Regions from separate parts of the Mus musculus genome. Here region 2 is linked to region 1. A link is a loop called in an ENCODE intact Hi-C map of the cell type or tissue named here. Cell type or tissue: heart. All regions are shown on one strand. Each heading gives the region's core, and the rest is flanking DNA. Links, peaks and the distances in the headings are about the cores only. Region 1 holds the start of Gm29940 (a long non-coding RNA gene). Region 2 overlaps Rapgef4 (Rap guanine nucleotide exchange factor (GEF) 4).

Region 1 (15,833 bases), core at 4,653-12,652:
GTTGGGACCTTCTGTGACCTTGGACAGAATGAATCCTGCCTGACCAGTATCAGCAAAAACCCACATCGAGTGGAAGGCACCAATTATAAAGACTTGGCACAGCCGGGCTTGTAACCCCAGCTGCTTGGAAGGCAGAAGCAGAAGGATCACGAGTTCAAGGCCTGCCTGGGCTACAGTGTGAATTCAAGACCACAGTGGTCAAGAAAGACAATGTCTCAAAGTTTTAAAACATAAAACACAAGTGAAAGGCTCCAGCAGTAGAGTTTCTGTGTGACATGTGAGCCCTGGGTTCGGTGGCAGGTGGGCTCCAGAGTGCCTAGACAAAGTTGTAGTATCTTCTGTAGATCAGTTTTGTGGCCACATTTGACCTCTTGCTCCAGGCTTCCTGGGCTCAGGACCCTTTAGCCTTCTTCCTGCCAGATTTGAGGGAACTTCATCTTCCTTGAATTTGAGCAATGGCAGGCATTGGCCTTCCTGATCCCAATCCCCTGAGCACATCTTAGCTTCCATAGCAACCTGTCTTATTTAGGATGCTTTTTGATCACGTGGCTTACTTCTCCACAGGAGAAAGCTTCACTCACATCTTGTATTTCATTTTAAAAATAAACCTCCAAGAGGCAGTAGATGCAGGAGTCCATGTCATTATTTCTCCCTATGTCACCAATCTTATCCACAGGGCCTGAGGAGAATGTCAGAGGAGATGGCATTTGGACTGCTTCTTGAGACAGAAGAAGACAAGGAAGTTGAGGAGGCACCACAGGAGCAGGGAAGGCAGCCAGGGAGGCGCGGAGGAGGCTGCAGGAGAGGCTAGTCACAGTTCTGAGCATGTTAGGTGCTTTGCTCAGCCAGCAAGCCCCTGGTCTCTAAAAGACTGTATCACTAGAGATGGGAAGATTTCAAAACCTACGCTGTTGGGGGCTGGAAAGATGGCTCAGTGGTGAAGAGTACTTGCTCTTGTGGAAGACCTGGTTGGGTTCCCAGTTCCCACATAGTGACTCTCAACTCCATTTCCAGGACATCTGACACCCTCTACTGACCTCTGTGGGTGCAGACACATGTGTGATGCACATATATGGAGACAAACATACACACACACATACACACAATTTGAAAAAAAGTTGTTATGAAAACCATAACAAAACTTCCCAGTCCTAATAAGGGTCTGTCTCCGAGGCACATAACTGATTACAAAGGGACCAGTTAGGATGAGAAGTAAGGGAAAGCCAACCTGAATATGAGGGGCAAACTGTCAGGATACGTGCAACAGCTTCCAAGTGGCCAACATTACAGTCATCCCGTGAACACTAAGACCTGTCTCAAACAGCAAAATCCACAGAAACTCATCTCTTGCATAAATGTAGTGTTTGCAAAATCCTATGCACGGCAGATCTCTCTAATCCTAATCTAAATCCTCTCAAATACTTTGTTTTTTGTTTTTGTTTGTTTGTTTGTTTTAGCTAGGGTCTTGCTATATAGCCCAAGCTAACTTTAACGTCAAGATTACTAAATTACTAAATTTACTTCCTAAATTCTTGGATTACAGGCCTGAGCCCCCATGCCTAGCTTTAAATCAAGTCTACATTACTTCTAATAGCTAACACAATGTAAATTATTCCTAACTAGTTATTACACAGCCCTGTTTACAAAACAATGACAGGGAAGTCTGTACCTGTTCAGACACAGTTTATTTAAAATATTTCATCCTACTGAGAGGCTAGGAGTTAGACAGACTCCCTCCCTGGTGGGCAGACAAGTAGGGAAATGGACCATGACTAGATAATAAGGTAGCCAACGTTTCAACCTTGCGAACTGAGACAAAAGCATCATAGCTCTTGTCTCCCACCAGCAGATCCCTGGCTGGTGGACTGGTCCAAGTTCAAGGCCACATGAGGACATGTCACACAACAGTTGCAGACCAATGAACCATCCTATCTGTCCTCAAGGTGACCAGCTCTAAAGTGAGAGAGAAAAACTCTCAGAGGCTTAAAAACCCCTAGCCCTCAAGAGGACACTGGATTTTTGGCCTTGAGGGTCTCTATCTGCTCTGCAACGTGTCTTTTCTTCTGAGCGATGGTGGCAGATGTGTGTCCTCTCACCCTCAGTGACAGTTTCCCTTCAACTTGGGATCCTGTCTGTGGTACTCAGGGCTTCACCGCTGTCACCTGCTGTGCTTCAGATCTTTCCTGCCTTTTAATTCTTTAACTGGCAGAGAAAACGGACCCAATCCGGATCCCTAGGCTGCATCATTTCAGGACCCCTAGACTCTATTGCTATGGTCGGCGGAATCCGCACACGTAGTACCAGAGGAAACTGACAGATCTCTTTTCTTTTCTCTTCTCTCTCTTTCCTTTTTTTCTTTTTCCTGAATGTTTGAATAAAAAGTTAAAAAGATGAAGATGAGTTTGGTTTTTCTGACAAAGTCTGGGGAAGGGACTCAGATGAAGAAGAAAGTCTAAAACAACAAACAAAAGAGAATTTAAGATCAAGTTCCAACTGAGCTAAAATTTTTCTTTTTAAATGTGTTGGAAGCACAAGGAGCCAGCCGTTGAGACCACTGGGCACTGATTGGCAGCTATGATCAGGGCTTTGCCAAAGAACTTGAATTTATCACTTGCTAACCATCATCTTATTAAGAGCTATCCATTATGTACCTGAAATGTTTACTAATAAGATGTGTGGGAGGGAAAGTATGACACGGGGACAGGTCAGAACCCAGACCTCTAACCAGCTTTCCTCCATCAGTCATGGACACCAGATAGAGGCCCAAACGCTAGAGAAGTGGAAGGGATAACCAGAGACCATCGCACCAAGGTTCGGAAAAGAAATCTTAAGAAAACGTTGGTGCAGATCCTAAAAGATGGTCTGCACAGAGATTATAAGAAACAACTGGGGCTGGAGAGATGGCTCAGCTGGTAAGAGCAATGACTGCTCTTCTGAAGGTTCCGAGTTCAAATCCCAGCAACCATATGGTGGTTCACAACCATCCGTAATGAGATCTGATGCCCTCTTCTGGTGCTGTCTGAAGACAGCTACAGTCTACTTAGATATAATAATAAATTTTAAAAAAAGAGCCTGAGGATCAGTGAAAATTTTGGATAAAAAACAAAAAACAAAACCCAACAACAACAACAACAACAAAAACCAGCTGGAGGGCTGAGAGTGTGGCTCAGTGGAACAGAACCTGCCTGGCATGCCAGAAGTCCTGGTATGCCAAAAAGAAGAAGGAATGGGTAGGAGAGGAGGAATAAGAGGGGCCAGGGGAAGAGCAGGAGCAGAAGTATCAGTGGCAACGATGGGGAAAGAAAAAGGTTTTCTTCTTTTTTCTGAAGATGTACAGATTTAAATTTTTGGATATTTAAAATTTAAGACAGATGCACTTGAGTTGGCAGGTGGAGAGGGAGTGAGGGTGGAGGGGTGGGTGGAGGGCAGGGGGTTGAGGATGGAGGGTGGAGGTGAAGACAGTTGGGTGGAGTGGGGGGAGTCAGGTAGAAGGGGGGGCCACTGGAACTCTCTGTCCCTCTTCCCAGTGTGGCCACATTGACGAAATCTCCTTTTTCTGCTTTTTACCATTAAGTTGGCTCTTTTTAATGGGCTTGTTAAGGTACATGCTGTGACCTCTAAATCCAGCAATGATATGGTGATCTCAGCAAGACTAAAGGAAACATTTTTTGAGGTGACTTCTGCCCACAGCAAGTTGACCCCAAGGGCAAGAAGAGGCGAGAGGGAATGTTCTAGCTGGCAGCTGCTGGAGTCTGTTTACTTCAGTGGTACTACTTCTCTGTTTCCAGTTCAGACCAGCTGCCTTTCACCTCTTCTTGGTGATGCAGAAAAACAAGTTGGATTTTGTTTGGGATTTTTGAGAAAATCGGATCCTTGGAGCATCCTATGTAGAGACTATAGTAAAGATCTGATTGAAATGTTGAGGCACCTGGAAAACCGGGCTGATTGGTCCCCTCCCAGCCCCATCTCACCCTGTGCCTTCATCCTGTAGCCTTATTAACTGAACCAGAGCTCTGCTGGTACCCTGCTCCCAGGGACCTCTGTCTAAAGGAGCTCTGCCTTCTTTAAAATACTTCCTAAAACTCAGGGGTGAGGGAGGCTCTTAGAACATTTGATAGCAAATACCTTTAAGAGTTTTGAAACAATAGAAGGTTTTTAAACTTTACTCAATTCATTACTACCACTAACTACACTGACATCATGTGACTTTTCAAACCTTCTATGAATAGAAGGAAGATGGTGGCTTTCAAAACAAAATTTTAAAAACCACTGCAGAGCCAGGTTTACAATGAATTTAATGGATTTTAAATGAATTTCCATAAAATATTTTGAAGAGAGGTCAAGCATATTTGCAAATAAAAAGTGCATTAATAAGCATAAATGTCTCAATCAAATAAAGCATTTATATGAATTGTTAAATAAAATTAACTGTATGTATGAATGGTATGAATAAGGAAGACAATATAAGAGATAAATAAGAAAGTCTGGCCCTTCTAACAGCCAAAGAACAATTATTTCAGTAATAATCCACATACTCACACATATACAGACACACTCACACACATATGCACACATACACACACTTACACATACATACACACATATATATGTGTATATACACACATATAATATATATACACACATATACTCACACACACACATACACACACATGCCAGAATATAGCATTATGGAAGAGAACATAGCAAAGAAAAAAATATAATCAGATTTATCAAGAGTTAGAAGTTTGCACACTTTTCAAATTAATGTTTTTCCAGCAATGTTTCCTAAAGAGTCATTCTCAAACTATAGACCAGGGACAGCCAAAGCTTCCCAGTATTCTCAGAAGACACATAAACTCTAAACTCTCTGTAATATCACCAGACAATAGCTTGGATTCCTTTCTTTTCCCTCACTGGGACACCACGGTCCCCAGGAATTCCGATGTAAACCAGCATTGCAGGCATCGCCACGCTGACATCCAAGAGAATGTGAGGTCATGAGTGGGGGAAACAGGAGACCTTACGTTCACATGTTTAATAACCACAACACATAGGCACCTATAATTCCTAAATAGCCCCTACATTCTCACCACTGACCACTGCTATCATTTTAGTCTGGCAGACTTTGAAAGTAGCATGTCTGTGTGGGAAGGACAAACGACAGACACAGGAGATCTAACGGAGCAACAGAGAACATTCGCAGGGCATAAGCCTGGGCCAGCACACCAGCCATGTGCACTCTGAAATGAGCGGAGAAGCATGACTGACTGGCAAAGGCAGGGCTCTGCTCAAAGGCAGGGCTGCCTGAAATCCCACTGAGGACACTTTAAGAGGCTACAGAATTGGGCCCACCTTTTTTACAGTTTCAGATTTCTTTAGTCCAGGGCAGGCACAGGCATGGGAATTTTTATTTTTAAGCTCCCCTGATGATTTTAATGTGGACCCAGAGAGATACCAAGAATTCCTTTTCCCTTCCAAATAATATATTTTGGTGAACTGCATCCCCTTGGCTTATATTTTATTCTCTCCATCCATATCATTTGCGGTTCTGCCTTCTTTCATTTGCAAACCGAAAGGGAAGGAACACTAAAGTGTTTAACAAGTGGCACACAAGTAGGTAATAGACTAGCAACACTGATCTCCTCCAATCACTGTCCCGGAATGGAAGTCTAGAGATTTCTATGTCACAGTGAGGGTTCCAGGGGGCCAAAGACCTCCGCAGAAATTCGCCCAGCAATGCCAGGTGAAGTCAAGAATAAACCAGCATTTCGGGCCAGACCACTGGATCACATGAATGGCCTTGGAAGGTCTATCTAACATTTACTGGTTTGGGCTAGACTGCTCTAAACACTGAGGTCTCGGAGGTCAGCTGGGGCAAGACTTCCGGAACTCAGAGGCCAGCACTGTGAACCAGTTTCCTGCCATCTTCCTGGATGTCAGATGTTCTCCACCCAAGTGCCCCCAGCCTGCTGTGGAATCTGGACCTCGGGGAAGTAAGATGATCATAGGACCAAGGGTTTTCTCCACATAATGAGCTTAACAAACCCTCTAGTCCTCACCACGAGTTCCTTCTGAAAGACTCAAGTTCTTAACATTTTTCCAGCTACAACTGCTGTTGCCTGAGGGACCATTAAACTTCAGAGTCGATTTCTCCAGATGATGACTGACCCCAAACAGAAAACAAAAGCTAGTGTTTGGAAACACAGCACATGACCCTTCCATGAGATCCCTGAGAGGCCCAGTGGCCCCACAGGGGAGAAAAACCCAAGTGCAGAGATGAGACCTCAGGGGAAGGAACCTGCCCTCGCCCTGGGACAAGACAGCCTCCAAGGCTGTCATTTGGTTAACCGGCCCCAATGCCGGAGGGGAGGCTGAGAAACTGCCTGCTTAGCCACACAAGATTCCACAAACAGAGTCTTGTATGAAATGAGACCCTGGGTGGAGATCAATCTCCCAGGCTCCTCTGTGACCTTCAGCACACTTTCTCCAAGCACTTTTTGTTTTGTCTTATTCAGAGCATCCTGTGTTGATGTTCACTTTTTTTTTCTGTCTTTACAACACTGTACACCACCGAAAAAGCCGGAGTGTGTTCTGCAACTCCACGTGGTGGGAAGAAAGTGCGTTTGTTGTATGTGTTACTGTCCCTTCTTAGAAAGAAGTTGATAGCTATTTAGAAGGGCACACTGTCCTGGGGTTTAGCTGAGTGACTATGGAGGGCCACTGGGAGGTCTGCTCTCAGGAGACAGGCTAGGAGGGGTATCAACACTGAGGCAGATCCGTCAAGGAGCTTTTCAAAATGCCTAGCATAACCCTAAAGGGCCCAAGGAGAGCTGTGCATTGTCAAAATGAACATCTGCAGGAGCCAAGGATATAGGAGGGGTGGCCGCTGGTTGGTTACAGCGCCCTGCCAACTGGCATACAGAGCAGCGGCTGGGTTTGCCTAGCGCCTGCCAGTTCAGCCTTGATCTGTTCAGATCCCCTGAGAAACTTCTGTGAAACAGTGAGATCACAGTGGGGGCTTGAGGGGAGCTGATAGGACTTCCAGCTATCAATAATGTAACAGGATTCCCATAAACACTAAAGATTTCAAATAATCTGAGAGCTACCAGGCATCCAGAGAGGAAAACACCAACAGCCTCAATCTGTTTCCTTACCCAGGTTTGTTTTTAAAATGTATGTCATTCAAATATATCACAGGATAAGCATCTATCTATCTATCTATCTATCTATCTATCTATCTATCTATAATATTGATGTCCTCAATGTAATTCTGTCTACTTATGAACAGTATCCTCGGGAAATGTATTCAAAATCATGTTGCCATCAGAAAAGAAGATGAGCCACCACTCTTCCCCATCCCCCAACACAGACACCACAAGGATGAAATAAAATTACGCCAGTGCCTTGGTACATGGCGAGCTCTGGTAGAACATAATCAGAAAAGCCAGAAACATTCTGGAGTGTGATTCCTCAAGCCAAACCGAAGCCGTGACACATACTCTTTCCCCAATCTCCCACCCTTCACCAAAGAATCAAAGACCCTTCTGACCTCGTAGAGCATGCGTCTGTTGCGGGAAGTTCTCAGACATCCAGTAAGCAGCCAGCCTTTATCTGAACAGCACAGTGTACATCAGTGACAGGTCCCTATTCAAATCCAACAGATAGCCTCTGCGTCCCCAGGGAGGAAGCAGTACTGAAGGCTCTCCAGGAAAGCTTGGCCAGTCCCAGGTAGCAAAGACTTCCTTTTTTCTTTCTTTCTTTCTTTCCTTCTTTCTTTCTTTCTTTCTTTCTTTCTTTCTTTCTTTCTTTTTTTTTTTAATGTTAGTTAGTTCCTAACAACTTCATTCCTTTCCTTTTTGGACCTGAATAACTTTTGTCACTCCATGGAGACACTTGAGGACTGCGGAGTGAGACCTTTGTACCGGCATCAGGTCCAAGTCATTGGAGCAGGCTTCCGCTTGGTCTAAAAGAATCAGAGCTGTGAGAAGAGAGACAAGAGAGCCAGCCAACAGGATGTGTGTGGCTGGAGTTCCTGGCATGAAGTCTTGGCTTTCATGTTTATTTTTGGATGTATTTTTCTTGGGCCTTTGATGCAAATTTCTGGCCTGGGAAGTAACCCTACAGTAGAAAATCCAAAGCTGCCAGGAGTCAGCACAGGCTTCTGCCTCCGGAGAAGCAGGGTCCTCTGCTTACAGACTCCAGCGCTGTCTAGGAAGAAGGTGCAGATTCTGGGACAACTGCCTCCTGGGCCAGTGACAACCATCTGAAATGCTGGTCCCCAGCTAATCACTAATGCAAAAGTAAGACAACCTGACGTGAACATGCTGAAGGGGGCCACGGAATCCACCCGGATGACTCCTGACACCTGTGTCCTCAGACGCTGCGCCTTCGGTATCTGGCTTTCGTTTTCTTGACAGTTACAGAGAGACAGGAGCATTGAGTTGATTCAGACAGGAGCAGATGCCCCCTGAAAGCATTGTTACTTAGTCACAGTGGTTTGCGAGATTACTAATAAAAATGAATCATTTTTGTCCCCCATGTGTGTAAAGAAGGCAGTGAAGAACGGTAGTTAAAAAGCCTCTCATAACTGACAACTTATCTGGTAGAGTCTAGACGATAAAATACCACTCTAGAGATAGGGGATCAGAGAGACACAAATATCTTTGTTCAGTAGCATTTATGGCTCTGGGAAATCTCTTTTTACAGATTGCTATTCTAAAACAGAACTTACTTACTTACTTACTTACTTACTTACTTACTTTATTTATTTATTTATTTGCATGTTTTTCAAGACAGGGTTTCTCTGAATAGCCCTGGCTGTCCTGAAACTCACTCTGTAGACCAGGCTGGCCTTGAACTCAGAGATCCACCAGCCTCTGCCTCCCGAGTGCTGGGATTAAAACATGCGCCCATACAGCCAGATCTACTGTTTATTTTTATTATTTAATTGTATATCTCAAAAGACATGAGATATCATTTTGGCTATTCCTAAAGCCACAGGAATATTTGGGGGATAAACCCTGACAATCACTACATCCCATTTATTCTGGCTGAAATAAAACCGTGGTAGAAAACCAACAATTGTACAAGTAACAGTCACGGCCAAGAAGCCACCTCATTAAGACGGCTCAATTTATAATTTTAAAATACCACTTTTACTTTTAAATGCTGTAATTTCATTACCATTTTAAAGTTTCAAAATTTTAATATCAATATATACTATTCAAAAATGTTCAAATATGACTCATGGTAAAAGAAATGGGATTCCAGAGTGATGTTTGTGCAACGGAAAGGCTGGTAAAAGTGGTAGACGCTGGATCTAGGGTATCCCACTAATGTCTTTTCTGAACTTGACCACAACAGCCTGTCCCATCCATTTCTCCAAATACACTGGACTCATTGCTTTGCAAAGATCTCAAAACAAATCCAAAAGCACTCTCATGTACACACAATATTAACTGAAAAGGAGAATCAGGCAAGCCACCCTTTCCCATTACCGTTACCAGCAGTCATCTATCAATGGTCCTCAACCTAGGGGTTATGACCCCTTTGGGATCCTTTCACAGGGGCCACATATCACATATCCTGTATATCAGATATTTATATTATGATTCATAACAGTAGCAACATTACAGTTATAAAGTAGTTTCTTAGTCAGGGTTTCTATTCCTGCACAAACATCATGACCAAGAAGCAACTTGGGGAGGAAAGAGTTTATTCAGCTTACACTTCCTCACTGCTGTTCATCACCAAAGGAAGTCAGGACTGGAACTCAAGCAGGTCAGGAAGCAGGAGCTGATGCAGAGGCCATGGAGGGATGTTCCTTACTGGCTTGCTTCCCCTGGCTTGCTCAGCCTGCTTTCTTATAGAACCCAAGACTACCAGCCCAGGGATGGCACCACCACAAGGGGGCCTTTCCCCCTTGATCACTAATTGAGGAAATGCCTTACAGCTGGATCTCATGGAGACATTTCCCCAAATGAAGCTCCTTTCTCTGTGATAACTCCAGCCTGTGTCATGTTGACACAAACTAGCCAGTACAAGTAGCAACAAAATAAATTTATGGCTGGGGGTCACCCCAACATGAGGAACTATATTAAAGGGTCACAGCATTAGGAAGGTTGAGAACTAGTGTTCCAACCCTTCAGAAATTCTCAGGAGGTAAGCACCAAGAGACTCATAGAGCTGGATTATAAATCAATTTCATATTTATTCCAATAGCTGCCATTCATCTTAAATACCCATAATCTTGGATCAACTATTAATAGCTGGTTTAAATTCCCAGATCTCCACTTAACTGCTTTGCTATTTAGTTCCCTTACCGAGCCTAAAAAAATGCCGCGGGTGTCAAAAGGTTTAAATTATAAATTATATTTGTCTCAAGAACTAAAAATGGTTGCCCAAGACTTTAAAATTAATTTTCTCCTGGATGAAATTCAGAAATTTCACTGTCTCCAGTCACTCCAGTCCCCTGCCTCTCTTTCTCTTCTGAGCTATTACTGCAAACTCAGATGTCTTAATATTTCTATGGACCAACCCAGCACCCTCAAATCAAACCATAAACTGGGAACCAAAACATTGGAAGAAAGGAGAAGAGATCAGCATTCTTTAGGAAGATATAAGAAGGCTAAACAAGGGCTGGAGAGATGGCTCAGAGGTTAAGAGTACTGACGGCTCTTCCAGAGGTCCTGAGTTCAAGTCCCAGAGACCACATGGTGGCTCACAACCATCTGTAGTGGAATCCAATGCCTTCTTCTGGTGTGTCTGAAGATAGCTAAGGTGTATTCAAATATATAAATAAATAAATAAATCTTTAAAAAAATGAAAGGATGAACCACAAGCTTTGAGCTGCTGCCTTAGATGTAGAGAGATGTTTCTAGCCACACTGTGACAGTCATTTTAAATACCCCAGAGCTGCCTCTTTGACTAAGAACACAGAGACCACAGAAAGGCAGAAGTCCTTGCAATGGAATTAAACAGGATTCCAAAACTTCTTGCATAGCTGCAGAAGCCTGGGGAACTCACCTGGGAAAAGAGAGGGCCTTCCCTTGCTGTCTGCGGCAACTCCGATCTGGGAATGAGAGAGCAGAGTACTCCTGTGGCTGATCACCTAGCTACTCTCAGGCTGTGCCATCTGCTAATAACTAAGAACCTCGATTTTAGTTCCTACCACCTCTCTGAGTGAAGTTAACAGCTAATTAAAGGACCCCCAAGCTAAATATAAGGCTTCTTGACATAAAATAGACCACCCCCCATAGCATTCTTCCAAAGTCAATGACCAGAGGAGAGAGACGCACATGCAAATTTAGAACCAGACTCAGGTTCTCACACTTCTAAGATCTGGAACGCCTGACTTCACCTCATCTCTGAGCTCTGGACCTGGTTGGTGCCTTCTCTGAGAGTCACAGGTCGGCGACATTCCTGCATCTGGAGGCTAGACTCCTTCACACATTATGCTGTCTTCAGACATAGTTCCTAGCAGGTCCAACTTGGATCTCTTCGTAAGGCTGGATTTTAATTTTTTTGTAACAGAGCCACTTAGCAGTACAATGGGTGGCTGAATTATAAACCATATTATCTGACATAATAAAGGAAAACATATTCGATTATCCAACATTTTGCTTGCAGTGAGTACCATATTTACCCCTGGTATAGCCCAATACTCAGAGAATAGACACAAAATTTGATGATAGTGATGTATCGTATTCTTAAGTGACATTGTTGATTTATTTGCCATCTCCTCCTAATAGCAAAGTAGCAGCCCCTGCCCTGAAAACAGAGCTCTGCCAGCCTTGTTCACTGATGCCTGACACACGGGAGCTGCTTAGCATTTGTTGAATAAATAAGCCTTAAAGTAAGCACCATTCAGGCTTTCCCGAGAAGCTACTTTAGACTTGTACAATTTCCTGGGATTATACGCACTGTGTATGCACATGGATGCCCCTTAATAAAGCCTTGATTAACAGGCTGCTACATGAGAGGCTTATTGAATTTTCACTTGAAATGCTTTAAACACTGACTGAACATCTCGCTCACACCCTGCACCTAGATGCATGAACAGGCGACTGGAAAGAAGCACCTAACTGTGTTCTCTTGGCACGAGATTCCAGGCCTCGACCTATAAAAGAAGTCAGGATAAAAACATCCCCGCCTTGCAGCTCTGAAGAGCTCTCTGGATCTTGTCCCCACCACAGGCTTGAGAGATCAGAAGTCGGGCTCTCAAGTTACAGATGAGCCTTGGCCCACAGAGCTGGGGGAAAGGCTTGGGGCAGCCATGACAGCCCCCAGGTCAGTTCCCTCATCCTTAGTCATCAGGGAAATGCAAATCAAAACAACCCTGAGATTCTACCTCACACCAGTCAGAATGGCTAAGATCAAAAACGCAGGTGACAGCAGATGATGGTGAGGTTGTGGAGAAAGAGGAACACTCCTCCATTGCTGGTGGGATTGCAAGCTTGTACAACCACTCTGGAAATCAGTGTGGCGGTTCCTCAGAAGATTGGACATAGTCCTACCTGAGGATCCACTAATACCACTCCTGGGCATATACCAGTAGATGCTCCAACTGGTAATAAGGACACATGCTCCACTATGTTCATTGCAGCCTTCTTTATAATAGCCAGAAGCTGAAAAGAACCCAGATGTCCCTCAACAGAGGAATGGATACAGAAAATGTGGTACATTTACACAATGGAGTACTACTCAGCTATTAAAAACAATGGGTTTATGAAATTCTTAGGCAAATGGATGGAACTAGAAAAATATCATCCTGAGTGAGGTAACCCAATCACAAAAGAACACACATGGTATGCACTCACTGATAAGTGAATATTATCCCAGAAGCTCAGAATACCCAAGATACAATTTGCAAAACACATGAAACTCAAGAAGAAGGAAGATCAAAGTGTGGATACTTCTATCCTTCTTAGAAAAGGGAATAAAATACCCATAGAAGGAGTTACAGAGACAAAGTGTGGAGCAGAGACTGAAGGAAAGGCCATCCAGAGACTGCCCCACCTGGGGATCCATCCCATAAACAACCACCAAAACCAGACACTTTTGTGGATGCCAACAAGTGCTTGCTGACAGAAGCCTGTTATAGCTATCTTCTTGTGAGGCTATGCCAGTGCCTGACAAGTACAGAAGTGGATCCTTGCAGCCAACTATTGGACTGAGCACAGGGTCCCCAATGAAGGAGCCAGAGAAAGTACCCAGGGAGCTGAAGGGGTTTGCAGCCCCATAGGAGGAACAACAATATGAACTAACCAGTACCCCCCAGAGCTCCCAGGGACTAAATCACCAAAGAGAACACATGGAGGGACTCAAGGCTCCAGCTGCATATGTAGCAGAGGATGGCCTAGTCGGTAATCAATGGGCGGAGAGGCCCTTGGTCCTGTGAAGGCTCTATGCCCCAGTATAGGAAAATGCCAGGGCCAGGAAGTAGGAGTGGGCAGGTTGGTTAGCAGGGGGGAGGGGGAGGGGACAGGGAGGTTTCAGAGGGGAAACCAGGAAAGGGACAGCATTTGAAATGTAAATAAAGTAAATATCTAATTAAAAAAAAAAGATTTTTGTCCCTTTGGGGTATTTGCCCAGGGATGATATAGCTGGATCTTGAGGTAGAACTATTCCCAGTTTTCTGAAAAAACACCAAATTGATTTCCAAAGAGGTTGTACAGGTTTGCTCTCCCACCAGCAGTGGAGGAGTGTTCTCCTTGCTCCATATCCTTGCCAGTATGTGCTGTCTCTTGTGTTTTTGATCTTAGTCATTCTGATGAGTGTAAAATAGAACCTCATAGTTGTTTTGATTTGCATTTCCCTGGTGACTAAGGACTTTGAACATTTCTCTAAGTGCTTCTCGGTCATTCAAGATTCCTCTATTGAGAATTCTGTTTAGTTCTGTACCCCATTTTTAAGTTGGACTATTTGGGTTGTTGGTGTCTAACTTTGCAAAGACACTTGTTCCACTATGTTCATAGCAACTTGATTCATAATAGCCAGAAGCTGGAAACAACTCAGATGTCCCTCAACTAAAGAATGGATAAAGAAAAGGTGGTATATCTCCACAATGGGATACTATTCAGATATTAAAAACCAAGACACTGTGAATTTTGCAGGCAAGTAGATAGAACCTGAGAACATCATCCTGAGTGAGGGAATCCAGTCGCCAAAGCTCAAGCGCAGCATGTACTCACAAGTGGATGTCAGCCATAAACTACAGGCACCACGCTATACCCACAGACCCAAAGAAACCAAACAAGAGGAAGGCACAAGCGAGGAAGCCAGAATCACACTTAGAATGGGGAATAAAATAGTCCTAAAGGGCGGATGGAGGGAAGGAACTGGGAGGGAGGAGGATGGGGAGCAATGGGGGCTGAGGATCAGGTGTGTAGAAGGACAGGAGAGATGGCCAGATGGCCATGAAAATGAATGGAAATCTTCAACTGACTAGGGTGAGGAGGTTGCAGGCATCACCAGGACTACACGAAGACCCAGGATAAAGGAGGCGCCTAAGAATCAATGGGGGTGACCTTGGCTGTGACTCACTACATTGAAGATGTGGAACCTGAAGAGGCCACCTCCTGTAGCCAGGCAGGAACCCCGGGAGAGCAGTGGAGACACAAACCCACCTACAAAACTTTCAACCCAAAATGTATCCTGTCTACAAGTAATGCAGGCACGGGGGAGGGAGCAGAGACTGAGGGAATGGCCAACCAACAACTAGCCCAACTTGAGACCGATCCCATGGGCAAGCCCCAATCCCTAACACTATTAATGATATTCTGTTGATCTCTGAGAGGCTCTACGCAGCAGCTGACTCAGATGGACACAGACACCCACAGCCAAATAGCGCTTGTGGACTCTTATGGAGGAAGGATTGCAGGCCCCAAAGGAGATAGGAACTCCACAGGAAAACCAACAGAGCCAACTAACCTGAACCCTTTGGGCTCTCAGAGACTGAACCACCAACCAAAGGACACACATGGGCTGGACCTAGACCTCCCCATTCATACGTAGCAGATTTGCAGCTTGACCTTCATGTGGGTCCTGAACAACTGGGATGGGGGCTATCCCAAAAGCTGTTGCCTGTAGGACACGTTCTACTAACTGGGATGCTTTTCTGGCCTCAGCGGGAGAGGAAGTGCCTAGCCTCTCTGAGACTTGAAGTGCCAGGGTTGGGGGATACCCAAAGGGACCCCCACCAGCTGAGAGAAGAAGGGGAGGGGTCTCTTTATAGAAAACCTGGGTAGAGGCGTCAGCAGAGACAACATGAGAAAACAGTCAGACAAATCTCAGGCAAGAGAAAACTGACCGGGCCTTTGTAAAGAAGCCAATGAAGGAGAGATGGAGACCAAGAAGGGGGTGGAAAGAGAAGGGAAGAGAGAGGGATGCAGAGAAAGCTAAGCAGGGCAAGTTTATTAAAACAATTGAGTATAACATGTGCTTTGTTTTATCTTTTCCTGAGCCTGGTTTGGGGGAAAAAAATAAAAATTGCATCGATAAAACATATATTTGGAACAACTGGGGAGCCATGAAATAGACTCTGGTTATGACATTAGGGTACTACTATTCACTCCGTAGGCACGAGATAGTATTATGGGTTGTAGCAGGACACTAATTTCCTTGAGATACAAACTGGATACTCAGGATGAGGTGACATGCTGTCTCATTAACATTAACGAGGCTCGGAAGAAAAGCAAGATGGGGCAAATGCAGCTGCGCAGTGACTGCCTGGCTATGCATCCGGAAGCAAGTGCGCATTCTATTATTACTTTGTCTGAAAAAACGGTCTGCTAGCTTGTTTTAATGTTTGTAGGCAGCAACTTCTCAAGAAC
Region 2 (15,833 bases), core at 4,365-12,364, 63 kb before region 1:
CACAAGCACCTCCCCTCTCCCAGTAATAATTTTGAAAGTTTAATACTTATTTATGAATACTTATTTGTGGATTGAAAGGAAGTACAGAGAGAAGGAGAAAGCAGAGCTAAAATATGTTCATGGGTAAAAGTTAAATTTTAGAGAACCCATGCATAATTTCTGTTTTAGTCTCAATAATAGGATAGCCATGTACAGTTTTCATCCCAACACCAACTGACGTGCATGCATATCTCCCCCAAGCTCCCTTCACCCGACAGTGCCCTCTCCTCCTCAGTAGTGCGTTGTGACTAAGCAGACCATCAACAGAGTTCTTGTAAATTTGGGAAAGGGTTTCCATATAACATGTATAAAGAAAAAGTACTATGAAAAAGACAAATGAATTTTATTTAAATTGGGTTTAAATGAAAACTTCAACTTTTGGCAGTTTTGGGATAAATTACAGGAAGTGGCAGGGAACATTTAATATTTGTATTTAAAGCAACCCAGCTCATTGAAATTGGTTAGGAGTTTGTTGGTGTTTATATCTTTTCACAGACCCAACCTGTGGTTTTATTTCCCTGCCTATTTTAACCTTTTGTTTTGGATAAGTGCTCACACTCACCTTGTACCTGCTTTATAACCCAAGATAGACTTAATTAGCAATCTCTCCGCCTCAGCCTCCCAAGAGGTTTTTCTTCTTCTCCATTAACCCACATCTTCTTCAGGTCTCACCTAGTGTTCCAGGGTCACCCTTGGCCATCTGTCCTAGACAGAATCTGAGTTGACTGACCTCCTTTGGCACTGCCATTTTAATCTCTGGTCACTGCCTCCAGAGGTCAGTCCTACGTATACAACTCAGTTTTCTGGGAAGCACATTTTGGATTCCTTGAATTCTCCATATTGCTCTACGTTAAGGTCCAGGGGGTCCCCTATATTCAATGTCCTGTGTGAAAAGGTTGAAAAGTCTCATTTATGCAGATAATCTTCGATCACATGCAAAAGCAGATTGTTGATGCAATTTAGAAACCTAACTTCAAATGTTAATTTTTCCAGTCAGAAAGCAGACACTGAGCCTCCCTATAAATCAGCTCCATAGCACTAGAAGATGTCTGACCTTTCCACCAGCCGACACAAATCAGGGCAACATGATCTGGAGGTGCCAGGCTTATGCATGTCACTCAACATTGGCAGTATATAGGCATTCTTGAATTTATTCACTCAACATTGGCAGTATATGGGCATTCTTGAATTTATTCACTCAACATTGGCAGTATATGGGCATTCTTGAATTTATTCACTCAACATTGGCAGTATATGGGCATTCTTGAATTTATAGCAACGTTAAACAAAAGTCCTCCTGTCTTAAAAAATATTAAAATTTGCCCAAATTAGTAGATACTCTGATTTATAACACTATCTACTGAATGAAGTCATATGTAAATTTTGCAGGAAAAACTGTAGAATAATCTGTAGAGGACAGACCTTCGGGTAATAGAGCATGACCTTATTAAAAGTTTCTTGGAAGGTTTGCCAGGAGAGTAACCACTCTCTGTGCCTTTCCCACCACACACATGGTGCACAGCTTAACCTGGACAAAACAGCCTCTTTAGAGAACATGGCAGGAGCTGATAATCACAGAGGTGGGGACAGCCCACGAGGTGGGGACCTTGTCAAGAAGCCTCATGCTGGACTCCAGAGTCTCAGAGTCTGGCCTAGGCTTTCTCTGCCCACCCACAGTCCCTTAAACGATAGCGTTCTGGTTTGTCCTCTGTGCTAATCAAAACCAGCTGGTCTAGCCTGTCTGCAACCCCAGATACTGAGGTGGCTGCCGCAAGGCCTTCCTATTTCAGCTAAGGCCGTAGGCAGGAGTTCATCTATGAGGGAGAATGTTCACCAGTGTAGCCTATACAAATGGGCTCACAGGGTGAGGAGAGAGTAGGCTTGGAGTAAGGTGTGGGGACTAGAGCAATAAGGGGGTGGGGTTAACTGACTGTGAGGTGACAGCTGTGGGAGTCAATGAGACTCCTTCACACGGTGCAGGGCTCAGTAGCCACACCAAATTCTTCCTGGTTCTCTTGGCAGCGATGATCCAGCTTTGCTTGACTTGGGTTTGGCTTCATTCCTGTCTGGATGTTTGCTGGCCTCCGCTTCCTTTCAGATTTTGGCTTCTACTTTGAGAATCTTCCATCTTGATGTTTGCCGCCCCCCCCCTTCTCCCCCTGATCTGGCCAGTCCCTGCCTCTGTCTTCTTAGCTCGGTCTCAGTTCTAGCTGTTGGATCTCTTGCTACCCCTAACACAGGCAAGACCCCATTCAGTGATGTGCAGGTGGTAGCCATCGTGAGGATAAGGGGGTCAAGCTGCACTGGACCTCTTCCTCCAGAGAGTCACCCGGGGACCTGTCACACTAAACCTGGTTATGTTGACATCCAGGTTTTCCATGTGGAGCTTGTGAGACACTTCTCGGCAAACTATAAAATACTGTATGTACATTTACAGCGGGGTGAACCAAGCTGTTGTGCCAAGAGGCCAAAGCGTTGGATGAGTGGCAGTTTCAAAGACCAGAACTCCCACTTGAAGACATCCCGAATAACAGGTACCTTCATTTTACCCACTGAATTCACCCAGATCTGGGTTGCTGGAGAATACTAGTCCAGGCGCAAGGTGTCACTTTGTGCTAAAACTTGTGGTGGTTGACAGTTATACAGCATACTATAATTTATAAACTATCAAACTGTGCACTGTAGGTGGGAGGACCTTATTGTATGTGAATCACAGCCCAACACAAAGCAGAGAAGACACTGAGTGGACTTCAGGACGTGAACACAACTTGCCCAGTGCAGCCTCATTTCTGTCAGAGGGAGGGATAGAGAAAGATGTGGTGTTCCAGAAGTTCTGGATGGGCTCTGATGAAGCATATATGCTGATTTTACCTGTGTGGTGCCAGCTCTGAGCTGCCCGCGGGAAGGATGCCGCATGGGACGGGAACTGGTGTGTGTAGGTTCCTCTGTGCCTATAGCGTGCAGAGCTATGCAGACTATTTCCAGCATTTGATTTTTCTAAACAAAAGGAGAAACGAACCACACAAAACCCAACAGCGGGTTGACGAGCAACTTTGCATATATATAGAATTTCCAGGCAATAAAGCATGTGCTCCGACAAGCTCGTCTTTGTTTAGGGGGAAATTATGCTTTGCGTTCCCACAATGCCCTCTTCCAAGCCCAGTGTGCCCTCCTAATTTAAATTAGTCTTTCAACTGCAGGAGTGTTCCAAAAGAAACTAATTTCCACAACATCCATTCATGGGACTTAACTAAAACTTCCATTTTTTTTTTATGGGGGTGGGGCAGTGCAAGCCCACAACACAGTAAGGTTTTCTGCTCTACACAATCCTTAGAACAATCATTCCCTGAATATCTATAAATATTATTTTGATTATGTGAATGGCTTTAAATAGCTGTTTATGAAAAACTCACAGTACTGTAAGCCTGCAAAGAAGCCCGCCTAATATAAAATATGAGTGATGGAATTAAACACAAATTGCACAATTATATTCTAATTTGTAGATTATAATTCAGTGTGTCATAATGATGTATCCCCCAAATTATGTTATCTAAAAGAAAAAAAACCTGATTAAGATAACTTTTCTTGTAAATCTTAAACTAGTTCCCTCATCCTTTGGGCAATTTCACTCTGTCTATCACAATAAGAACAATTCAAATGAAAAACCTGAAAGGAAGGGTTAACAGCCTTCCAGCTCGGGCAGCTTCTGCCTTCTTATAAGTAAAATCCTCCCAGCCTGTGTGAACTTGCGTAAAGTTAAATGGTGTTCCTGTAGTCTAGCGGAAAAGTGGAGCTGTTTTTAGCAGTTAAGACTTTGGCTTGGTGGCTGGAGAAAAGGTTCCATGGGCTAAGAGCACAGCTTGTTCGTCCAGAGGATAGATACCGCCTCGGTTCCTCACATCCGCCTGGGACTTCAGCTCCAGGGGATCCTCTGCTGCCACCCCCAGGGCACCTCCATTCACATGGTTTACACTCACTCACACACATGTGCACATACACGAGAATAAAAATATGAATTTTGATTCTTAGAGAGTATGTTAAAGAACCACTGAGGCTGCCGTGGCTTCCCGAGCCTCCACAGTCACTGACCTTTTCTGAACTGAAGCTGTGGAGTGTGGACCGCAAGGCAGTGGGAGGGGGAACCTCATTAGACAGGACAGACCCAAAGCTGGGGTAGCACAGCGTGCTAAAAAGCTGTGATCTGAACAAGGCGAATTTGGGAACGGCTCTGGAGAAAATTCTAGCAACAGGTGTGCTTGACTTACTTTTAATCATTCCTTCCCCAAATTTCTTCCTGCTCATATACAAAACTTAGATATGTATTTCTGAAAGCCTGTGATGGATTGGGCATGTCCTGTAAAATCCTATGAGACAGGCACACCTTCCGCAGGGTATCCATGTGTAGGGCTAAGCCCTCCGGGGGGTGATGCATGAGTGGATTCCTGTCCGTGTAGCCAGGATGAGCTTGCTTTAAAAGCAAGTTATGCCCTCTACTCACTCTGTCTCACCCATGCGATGGCCTTGCCATACTGTAATGCAGCAAGAAGGCCCTCACTAGATACATCTTGGTCTCCTCAGCCTCCCATGCTTTGAGCCAAGTTAATTTCTATTCTTTATAAATCACCTCATCGGTAATATTTCAGTATGGTAGCACCACAGTGACTAAGGTAATGCACTTATTGATCAGAACAATCTTTGTAGATAAATTACAGCAGCAGAAAATTCTGTGTTTGACTGTCTCAGGAAGCCGAGTCAGAAGTAGAACTGTTTTGGGTAAAGTTAAATGATGTTGGCCAATAGCCATAAAATGCAACCTTTGGTGTATTTGTATGGCATAGCCACCTCGTTTCGGGTTGGTACAAAGCACTCAGTCCTCAGATAAGGAGGTTGAGTGGGTTGAGAAAGATGGCTCCCGGGAAACACTCACTGGCCCTACTTTTGAGCAATAATTACCAATAATAAGTTCCATAAAATCAAACTTCTAGTTAGACATGTTCAGATGCTAGAAAAAAAAATACCACCCACCAGAATGGCTCACAACAGGACAGGGAATTAAGAGTCCTGAAAGCAGAATCCAGCTGCTGTCTAGGGAAGATTGAAACCAAAGAAGAACAGAAAACATTAATGTGAACTGTTTGCAGGATACTTCCTAGGGAGCATTTATAACAGACGGAAAGTCACAATAGCCTCCTTCTGCTCCCTCGCATACCAGGAGCTGTGAAGAGCTCTCCAAAGAAAACCCAAACATGGCTCTTCTGCTTGGAACTCTTTGAAGAGACTCCATGTACAAAGCACCAAGTGGCCAATGAGCGTGTAGAGAGCTCAAGTCAGCTCAAGTCCGATGTTGCAATAACTTTCCTGCAGCCTGCACCGCCCACTTTAAAGGCCAAACCAGTGTGTGCAGGTGCTTGTGTTAGTGTGAATATTTCAAAGGGCTGGTGTGATCTTGAATGAGAAACAAATAGCAGGACACGGAGACCCTCCTTATGAGTCTGAAACACCCCAAGAGCAAAGGCACATCTCAGCACATTCTCCACAGTCACGGAGCAGTTTTCTCCTCTCATTAGCTCCTCACCAGAGCAGTCTAAAGTCCTATTCATGGTACATGAATGGAACAGTCTCTTCTCTCTTCTACAGAGTCGTGTATACCTGCAGCTCTTCCCAAGGCCTGACTCATTTCACCCCTCCCTGTCTTTGCTCAAGTTTCCCCTTCCCAGTAATGTCCTTCTTTTGTCTATCCTGCAGGTTCTCAGCCTCCCCGAGAACACACACACACACACACACACACACACACACACACACACACACCACATCTAATTCATTTTATGAATATCTCTTAATTAATTGTCTGACCTTACAACTGAACCTAAGTGACCACCAAGAAGCAGTCATGAAGAGGGAAACAAGAAAAGGCATAGGAAGACTGTCAGTGAGCTGGCTGGCCCACAAGTGACCCATAACTAATGCATCTCAGATTTGTGCCTTCAAATCTGGGGTTGTGGACAACTTGTCTGCAGACTCTCATCTGTCATTATCAAGGTCCACACTAGCTCCCCTTTACCCACAAGTTTCCAGGTGATCTTGAGTTTAGTCTGGGGAATCTCTTGTGGCTTAGGAAAGGCCCTAGAGCAGGCACACAAAGGCTGCAAATAACTGTGATAGGATGCTAATGTTCTCTGAAACTGTCCATCACACCTCCAACTAAGATAGTGGCCATGTCTTGTGTTGTTGATCTGATATGGAAAGAGCAATGAACGAAAGAACTAAAGACTTCTAAGTGCTTTGCAAGGATGGAGTGCCAGGGGGAAAGGTGGAATCCTCGACTGATATCCAGTAACACCCAAAGCTGATAGGCCATGATGAGGAACTGTAAGCCAAATAAATACTTACCTCCCCAACTTGCTGTTGGCCATGACACTTTATCTCATCAATGGTAACCTTGACTAAGACCAGAGGAATCTACGACCGGTGACAGTGAACATCTTGATTAAGACTAGAGGAATCCACTACCGATGCCTGTGAACAACCTAACTGAGATTCTCTACAAATGGCAGTAACTTACTACTTAATGTTCTCTGAGTCAGTTTAGTAAAGCCACTTGTACTCATTGATACCAGGAATTTCTATGCCAGTTGGAAAAAGGATAGCCTACCTCTCTTCTCGTTGTTTTTCTAGCTGAACCTGCGCACTGCGCTGCTCATTTGAGAAAGAAGTCAGGTACCCACTCATGTCTCCTTGCCACACATGCACTTCTACCATGCTCTCATCTGCCTCTGATCCCACCACGCAAAACAGATGACAATGACTTTGGCTCTTCGCTTGTAATCAGCCATACTTTCCCATCAAGCATCTTTGAGCTCAGTACTGTCCCAGAATTTTGAGGGAAACAGATGCCATGGTGATGAGTTGAAGGGGAAAAATGGCAGAAATTAGTCTGTAAAGTACTCTCTGGGAATCAGCTCTGTGGGGAAGGTACTTGCTGTATAAGCACAAAGACCTGAGTTCGAATCTCTGTAACCTTCATAGAAAACTGGGTGTAGCTCCAGCTCTGGTAGATGGAGCCAGAAGGATCCTGTGAGATCTCTGGACAGCCAGTCTAGACAAATAGTGAACTCCAGGTTCAGGGGGACACTCAATCTAAAATAATAAAGTAGAAAATGACAGAGGAGAACATCTGACCTTGATCTCTGGTCTCTGAATGCATACATGCAAGAAAGCATGTATGCACTCATGTGTACACATGACTGTGCCACGTACACCCAGAAAAAGAGAAAATGAAGCAGAAGAAAATAGAAAGGAGGGTGGAAACGACACATTTAGGGATTGAGAGAAATCAGAAGACAGGAAGACACATCCTAATTTAATATCTGACAGATGTTGCAGTAATACTCATAAAGACTAGGTCAGCACTGGTTTTAGAGTAAATCAAAGAAAAGATCAAGTCAGGCCTGGCTTCTAGGATGTGAGACCTGTAACCTGTACCACTGAGGGGGCACTGGGCCTGGATTACTAATGTGGAGCTGCTGTCCTGGGGTTCTTAATAATTGTTAACAAAGGGTCCCATGCTTTCCTTTCCATTTCTGATCCTGACAGAAAGGATGGAAATCATGGGATAAGACCTTTCTTGTACACATGTCATGACTCGGAGGGAGTGGACTTGAAGGGAGTGGTATTCTCCACATACCCCCTCCCTGTTTCTCACGGATTCATTGCCAGCTACCTCTCTTGGTTTACAGATGCTAGCCGTGTTGGGTGGAGGAAGGAATGGGTAACCTGGTGGTGAGTGCTGACAGCAGGAAGCCACAGTAAATTAGGCTCTAAGTGGATGAGACTCTAACCTCCTTCCACCCACTTCCTCGTTTGCAGAAGCAGGAAATGACATTTCAAAGGACAACCAAGGAAAATTCTTCAAAATAAGTCTCCCTTAGATAAAGTCTAACTTCCTTGCAAAGAAAATGCTTGAGTCCCCTTAGGCAGGGCAGGGCCCAGGAGAGGTCGCACAGGTCACCGGGGAGTCCCCAGGGACAATTGTGGAAATGGCTGTCGCCAGTTCCCTAAGTTCTGACTCTGAGCATTGGCTCTTATCTGTCATCAAACCTGCCCAAACTTCCTGTCCTTAAATAGAGTCATTACAAACGTCACCAGCAGCTTTCCTTAGGAAAAAAAAAAAAAACCCAAAAACCAAAAAACCAAAAACAAACAAACAAACAAACAAAAAACACCAAAAAACCCAAAACCGGAGTTCTGTCATCAGAACCTCAGCTGTCCGAATTGAAACCCTCTAGGTGGCTGTCAGTTCACACCTGCTGTCCAGCTGCATGCTCTCAGCTCGCTGTCTAGCACCCAGGCATTGCCTTCTGTCTTGCCTTCCAGTCCTGAGGCTGCTTGCTACGGTGGCACGTGGGTGGACTCAGCAGTACCTACAAAGCAAGGGAGGGGCACGGGGCCTCTCTCTTTCTGTAGCTGCTCATGTGTGTCTCATACACCACAGTGCAGTCCCAGAGTCTGAGAGACAGAGTCCAGGGACGCAGAGTCCTTTAAACACATTACGTGTGTGCTCAAGCGCCTTTTCCTTTGCAAAGCTTACAGCATCTATTCTCTAAAATGTTTCCTTGCTAAGGTTGACCTGAACCTTATAAAATTCCTATCTGTATTTAAATCTCTTTCCTTGCTGATTGGTGTTAGGAAGAAGCGAATCAAGCACAATCAGACGTGTATACAGAGCTGGATCTATGTAAACACCTGTTTGACTATAACTCATGCCTGTGTCTAGACTAGCCCTCTGCTAAGACCTTCTCCTTTCAGTGGGAACTGCAAACTGTGATGGCCTCCATGGGAGAAGAGCATATGTTACTTGGACACCGTCCTAATCAGAAAAGTCTCCCAATGAACGGAGAGCAAAGCTTGCCTACGTTTCTAGCAACAGGACATGATTCAGGCTCTAAACCACTGAAATCTATTTGTAAGCAAGCAGGACTTCTTTCTGACATCACTGAGATGCTTAAAAGTGTGCCTGACAAAATGTGAATGATGAGAAGTCAGAAAAAAAAATGGATTTCTTTATAAAATGGGCCCCAAAGATGTCAAAACCCCATTAATTTAAAAGGATCCGGTGTCATGTGTTCTCTCTCACGGCCCTTTAGCAAGGGAAAAATGAGTGTCTGTACTGGTAAAGTATAACTCCGTTAAGTATTGACAGAGAATGTCCGTCTTGAAGTTCTCATTCAGATCTGCTCTCCGAGATGATGAATGTGGCTTTCCTGGTATTTAAAATGAGATTCAAACCACCTACCAATCTCAGGAATTTCTTGTCAGCACTCACACACTCCTTTCCTTGTCTGCAGGCTCTCCCCCAGTGGAGAGGTGTCTAGGAAGTCGATTAATGCGCACCCTCATAACCCCATAAGTGGTTGCCAGCCCCAGGAAGATGGACAATTGGGCTCTTCGCCAGATCAAAGACTTCCCATTAGGTAGTCAGGAAATGTGAAGCTTCCAGCAGCTCGCAGGCTCTAGCAACATGAAATCAGCACCACTCAGATAAATGTGGGAAACTGCTGAAAAACACGCTTTCTGTTTTTTTCAATTCCGTGTTCCATGGAAAAGGAGAATATTAAAGTGGTTGTAACATGCCAGTCATCAAGTTGCGACTACAATGATCGTAGTGGACACAAAACGACTTTAAAGGTGTTTAGTTCAACTGATGAGGCAAAGACAATATCAGAGATGGTGAAATATTCTTACGTTCCACAAGGAAAAAACTAAAGGAGATGAAAAAGTCAGTGTGCCTCTAAATGAAAGATAGAGGTTAGACTACAGTTATCCCTCATTTGCCGCTGTAAGAGGTCAGTCTACCAATAAATGCCCAGCTTCCTCCAGGGGAAAAAGTATTAACAATTCTCCCAATAGCTCTCCCACCAGCACACTGTGTCTAATGACACCCTGTCCCCTACCCCATGCCACCAAAGACTCTCTCTACTGCACAGCTGAGAGAGTCAAAAGAGCCAGAAGTATGTCTACCAGGCATCCTTGCCAAATCCCCTTTTCAACCGTGTGTGATGTCTTCCATCTATAAGATGGTTGGACATGGAGAAAGTAAGAACTGACCCAAGTCCTCTGCCATCAAGATTCTCCAACTGCAATATGTGTTTTTGGTTACCTCTGTGCTGTCCTGAACACTGGTAAACGGCATTCAACGGGGACAGCAAGATAGCTCAGTGGGTAAAGGAGATTGGCACACAAACCTGAGTTGGATCCCCAGAACCCATGGAAAAGTGAACAGATTGACCTAACTCTATAATTTGTCTTCTGACCTCCATATGTTGCATACTTTTTTTGTTGCATGTTTTTATAGTATATTCAATACTCTGACATGAATGTGTTATTTATCATCTGCCTGGTTACAGGTTCTGAGTAAGCCCATACTATAACAGGAGACAAAAACAAGCCAGGCACTATGATACTGACAGCAATAAGCCATTTTAGTGCAGACTTCTACAAAGTGTCATGGGAGTCCAGAAAAGGAAATATGTGTGTGTGTGTGTGTGTATGTATATATATATTTGTGGGAATTCAGAAGTTTTACAGGGAGGATAAAAGCCAAGCAGAGATCATAGCTTGTAGGAGGTATTTTCTAAGCAGGAAAAGATAGGACTGAGTTTGTAGCCAGAGTCAATGGTCTTAAATACAAGGGCTTAGATCCATGCTGTCCAAGAAAGGCAAAGGAAGACAACTGATGGATATGGTTAAATAGAAAGAGCTTTGTCTTATTCTACTTTGTGCTCTGATGTCAATATACCCAAGCCTAGGTATTTTAACAAAGACAGTTTTATTTGGCTCATATTTTAGGACTAGACGGTTCAATTCATATAGCACATATCAGCATCCTGGAAAAGACCCCATTCACACCATCACAGCATGACTGTGAAGCAGAAAGGGAACCAGCTATGTGCAGAAAGGGCACACATATGAGCCAGGAATGGATGGGGGCGATACAGTCTTTTTTAGTAACTACTCTTCCACTGCACAGAGAGATAATTAATTTATTCATGAAGGCGGAGCCACATGTCCTACCTTCAGCTGAGCCCTGCCTCTTGGAGGTTCTGTCATATCCCTACTCCAGGGACCAAGTGTCTGGCACATGAACCTTTGAGACACAAAGCATATCCAAACCATAACAGTCTTCCTGGAGCAGACCAGGACACACACTGTACAGAGGGCTGAGCTTTTCAGGCCATACAGTCCTGGCCATCTGAGTGGGAGAGCAAGCATTGACAGTGCATAGCTAGATGAGCATGGCTATGCTCCAATAATATTTTGTTTACAGAAACAGTGGCAGTCCGGATGTGGACAATGCTATAGTCTCACAGTCCTGTCCTAGAATGTAATACAAGACACAGCTGTAAAGGGAAACTGAAAGCCAGATCAGAGACACTCTGGCAGGCATTGCTTTGAAGCCAGGGAGACACGAATATTTCTAAGTGAAAGAGAAATGATGCAAATCTCCACGCTAAAACCAGTAACAGCAGCATCCGGTATGGATGTTTTCATACTTTGCATGGCCCAAATCAAAGCTATCTCCTTTCTGTTCTCCACTCTGCTCTGATTTCCTCAAACTGAACCTAGCTTGGTCATGTTTCCCACATAAACATAGAAGCAGGGAGATGCTCTTTTTGACCTGGAAAGCAGCACGGCACGACACATCCCGCCTGCTCTGACACACCTGAACAAAGGTCTCAGATTAAGACAGGAAGTCTCTCCTTAGAAAAAGCTCAGCCTGTGAATCCAGTAAACAGCCCACAGAAGTGGATCCCACGCTGTCCAGGAAGGGCGCTGAGGAGGTCAGTCTGCTGGCAAAGGTCCCCTTGTTACCAGTAGTGCAGCCACAAGGACATGCACAATCCATGTAACAGGGACAAATGACAGCAAGGAGGCAAGAAAGGCACCCTTCATAGAAATGGCTTTTACTTCAGACAGCAAGATAATATCTGTGTTTTGTCTACTTTGGATCATCAAGAGGGCTCTGTGCTAGGCCTCAAATCATGTGCAAGACAGTTGGATCTAGGGAAGAGGTCACTAAACTTCCTTTGACCAAGTTTATAAAGCAAATCTTTATATGTTGTGAGCCACATGATGTCTTGCACAAGTCACCCTGCAGTTGTATCCAAAAAGAACAGGTAATATGGGGACCAATGGATGGAGTAGTGTTCTAATAAAACCGGATTTTGTTCAAATTCTGAGTTAGACGGAGCTGAAGCTAAGTTATGTGTGCACAGATGAAAAGAATAGAGGTGGTAAAGCACGAGGCACGTGGGAACTTGAGGTGCTGGACAAACCAGAGAGATCCAGGAAAGAGCTGGAAAATAAGACACTGAGAACAATTACCGAAGAAGAGGAGAGGGCGTGCAGAGGCTGAGGCACACAGAGAGTCCTGGACACTGCCAGGTCTCAGGAGCTGAAGGACAGGAAAAGCCAGGTCCCCATAGGGCAATAGAATGCATTAGGGGTCTTGGCTTCTATAGTTAGAGAAAAGCATCAACAGGCTTCAGGGACTGATTGGTTTGCTCTAAGAGATTCAGAGGTGGCCATAGGCCAAGTAAATACGCCTGCACAGGAACCTAAGCAGTAGCTTAGGAAACAGTTCTAGCTTAGCTTTGGCTCCACCAACAGCCCACCAGAGTGTGGGTCTTGGTTTGTAGGAGGTATGTTTGGAATCTCAGAAAGCATATAGAAGGGGAAACTGAGGTAGAGGAGAGAGAGAAGCAATGCTGCTGTGGACGACTGGAAGTTGAGTAACTATTCTGAGACTCACTGAGGAGGTATGGGGCATGCATTTGACACCCACACATGAGGGGATGAAAGGATCTTGTATATAATCCTCACTTCTTGGATGAACGTGGGAGTTATCATGCTGCTGTTCTCTGCGCCTGTGGAGACCCTTTCTTCCCTACTGTCATTTCTACTGCTTTAATAAGATACCTTAGCAAAAAAAAAAAAAAAAAAAAAAAAAAATCAGAGGAGGAAGGAATTTATTTGGCTTGGAACTCTATGTTATAGTGCATCATTTCAGGGACGTCAAGGCAGATGGTCAGATCCTAGAGTTGCTGTCTTGCTCCAGAGTGGTCAGGGAACAACCTCTACACTTACACCATCCAAGGCTCAGCCCATAAAATGGTGCAGTCCACATTCAGGACAGATCTTTCTGCCTCAACTAACAATCAAGACAATCTTCCATACACGTGTCCACTGGCCAACATGGTCTAGATAATTCCTCGTAAGACTCTCTTCCCAGGTGATTTTTTATTGGATCAAGTTAAAGGTTAAACCTATCCAGCACACTTTGCTAGTGAAGAAAGCCACCAAGCAGAAGTAGGGGACACATATGGTGGAAGTGGGAAACAAAGGACCAGTCTACTGAGCTTCCAGACAAATGAGACATGGTACACAAAGATGGTGCACCAATAGGACTTATGGAAACTAGCCCTTTCGTTTTGTTAGAAGTAAAACAAGAAAACTAGAAGCTATTTTCAAATGTCAAATCTTTCTAAATGTATTTCTTTTTCTGGCCAAGGTAAAAAAAAAAAAAAAGATGTCTATAAAGATGATGTCATCATTCAGAGGACTAGGTGTAGACCATTAAACAACTAAAGCACCTCAGAGAAAGATAATTCAAAATAGACCTCAAAAACTCTCTGGGTGTGGTGGGACACACCTTTAATCCCAGCGCTTGGAGGCAGAGGCAGACAGATCTATGTGAGTTGAGGCTAACCTGGTTTTCATAGAGAGTTCCAGGCCAGTCAGGGATACATAGTGAGACTCTTTGTCTCACAACAAACAAACACACAAACTCTTTGAGGCAAACTACTTTAAACTTCGAGCATTGCAGCCCATGGCAGAGAAGACTGAGAAAACATGGAGAAAGGTCAGCATGGAATTCCCACAGCGGCAGGAATGTTCTGGATCTCAGCTGCAGAAAGCTTGCTTTAGAGAACACAGCTTGAAATGTAATGCAAGAAGCATGAAGGCAAACCTCACATGAGTTTCTTCAAGCAAAACCCACGGTCCGGGCAAATTCTCTGGCCTTCTGTACCTACAGTCTGGTATCCACAGATTTGACTGGTGATTGAAAATGTTTTTTAAACTGTCTGCACTAAAAACATGCATATGTTTTCCCTTTCATTGCTCCCTAAGGAAGATAAAATAACAAGGTTCACATTGTGTTAGGTATTATAAGTAAGCCAGAGATCAATAGAGTACAGAAGAGGGTAGGTGGGCACAGGGCTCATACGACAGTACGCCATCTTAGATAAAGGACTTGTGCTCAAGAACCAACCCGATGGACCACGGGGAGTACAGACACTGCAAACACTCATGCAAGACCAGAATGCAGCAACCAATCCATGGACACCATTCACTGCAAACACACGTTTTCTAACCAATTCTACCTCCCCGCTGTAAATGGGGCCTAAAAGTACTGGTTACCCAAATTACAGTCCAAGGTCAACGTGGTATTAAGGTTTTGTGTCTGAAGGTAAGAAATCTCAAACCGCGCTCGTGGTTTCCCACTCGGAGTTCCTGCTGTAGGGAGGGTCTCACAGTGAGGCTCTGCTTCATGCATTTTAACGGGCTCACGGTTGGCACCCTGGTCCTGGGGTGGAGGTATATGGCTATAGTGGAATTTAAACACTGTGATCACAGGTCACTGTTGTAGCGAAATTGCTGTGGTGACAGTTTAGTTACTAGAAGAAGCCTAATCGATGAGGACAGAAATTGGTCTGATTCCACAGCTGCTGTCCCAACTCCATGAGTCCAATTATCTCGCTGACCACATATATCATCTCTCCCCTTCCTTTCTCAGAAATGACTCTGGCACGGGGCTTATTGTTTCCACTAACCTAAATACTAGGTAAGGGGAGACTTGGTGCTCTCACCTCCTTCCAAACCATATTTTACATCTCATTTCTATACTGCTTGGAGTTACGTCTGTGCTGGGACGGCTCAGGAGTAGACTCTGTAACTAAAGTCCACTCTCAGACACAGCTGGCTGGAACAGGCCTCCCGCACGGCCCACCTACTTGGAAACTGTCTTAAAGGAGAGCAAAATTTGGGTAAATTCCAACTAGGTGGTTAGCCAACCAGACTTTTCTTAATGTCAGTCAGGCCCTGTGAACTTCCTCTCTTGAGTTTGTTCAAGGAACTGCTCGTTTTAAAGTCTTTATCCATCTCTGGCAGATTCTCTCTGAGCCTGGGATAGTTTCTGTGTTTTTAAGTATTAAACATGTTGCTTTAAATGTATCATATTCCAGTCTCCTGATCACCTTTCTGACCATCTGATCCTCCCACCAGATGAACCCCCTGCCTTGCCTTCATCCTTTGGTGTCAGTGGATGAGTGGACATTGACAAAATTAAAACTGAATGATAAAACAAGAGTTCGTGCAGTGATTGAACCAAGCAGGAGCAAGGACACCTCTGCTGCTCTCTGCATAGCCAGAACTTCAGAGCTGGCAGATCTAGCACACGTCATCTTAATGGTACTGATGGCCATGATGGTGATTACTGGCATCTTACAATATGGAAGGCACTTCCCCAAGTCAGCTCAGCTCAGTTTTACCCAATTTTACAATAAACCCCAGATACTATAGCCTCACTTTTGCCAGTTAAAGAAAAACAACAACAACAACAAAACTGAGTTAAAGAGACAAAGTATCTCAGCCAATACTTAGTTAAAATTCCAGATAGGACCAGCAAGATGGCTCTGGCTCAAAAGTAGTGGCGCTTTGTCCTGCAAGTCTGGTGA

The links. Hi-C counts contacts between places; a loop is a spot of excess contacts. Peaks named below come from ENCODE experiments on the same cell type or tissue, not always from the same donor. Only the 100,000 strongest peaks of a DNase experiment are listed, where the experiment ranks them.
Region 2: a loop joins it to region 1, with 7 times the contacts of the local background. A loop is called at or near these places in 3 of 42 quality-filtered maps.

The regions. Positions count from the first base shown.
Region 1 is chr2:72,046,741-72,062,573 of GRCm38, reverse strand. The region is part of intron 4 of Rapgef4 (Rap guanine nucleotide exchange factor (GEF) 4); the gene reads right to left. It overlaps Gm29940 (a long non-coding RNA gene), which reads left to right and starts at 7,667. Exons shown (of 2, transcript XR_374631.1): 1 at 7,667-7,728; 2 at 7,890-8,534. In heart, for the core only: no CTCF peak of the experiment used is centred there; DNase peaks (open chromatin) are centred at 5,913, 6,293, 7,623 and 8,033; H3K4me3 peaks cover 1,060 bases; H3K27ac peaks cover 2,345 bases.
Region 2 is chr2:72,109,933-72,125,765 of GRCm38, reverse strand. The region is part of intron 4 of Rapgef4 (Rap guanine nucleotide exchange factor (GEF) 4); the gene reads right to left. Among named protein-coding and RNA genes, the nearest start is that of Gm29940, 63 kb to the right of the region's middle. In heart, for the core only: a CTCF peak has its summit at 7,861; DNase peaks (open chromatin) are centred at 8,035, 8,385 and 11,855; H3K27ac peaks cover 709 bases.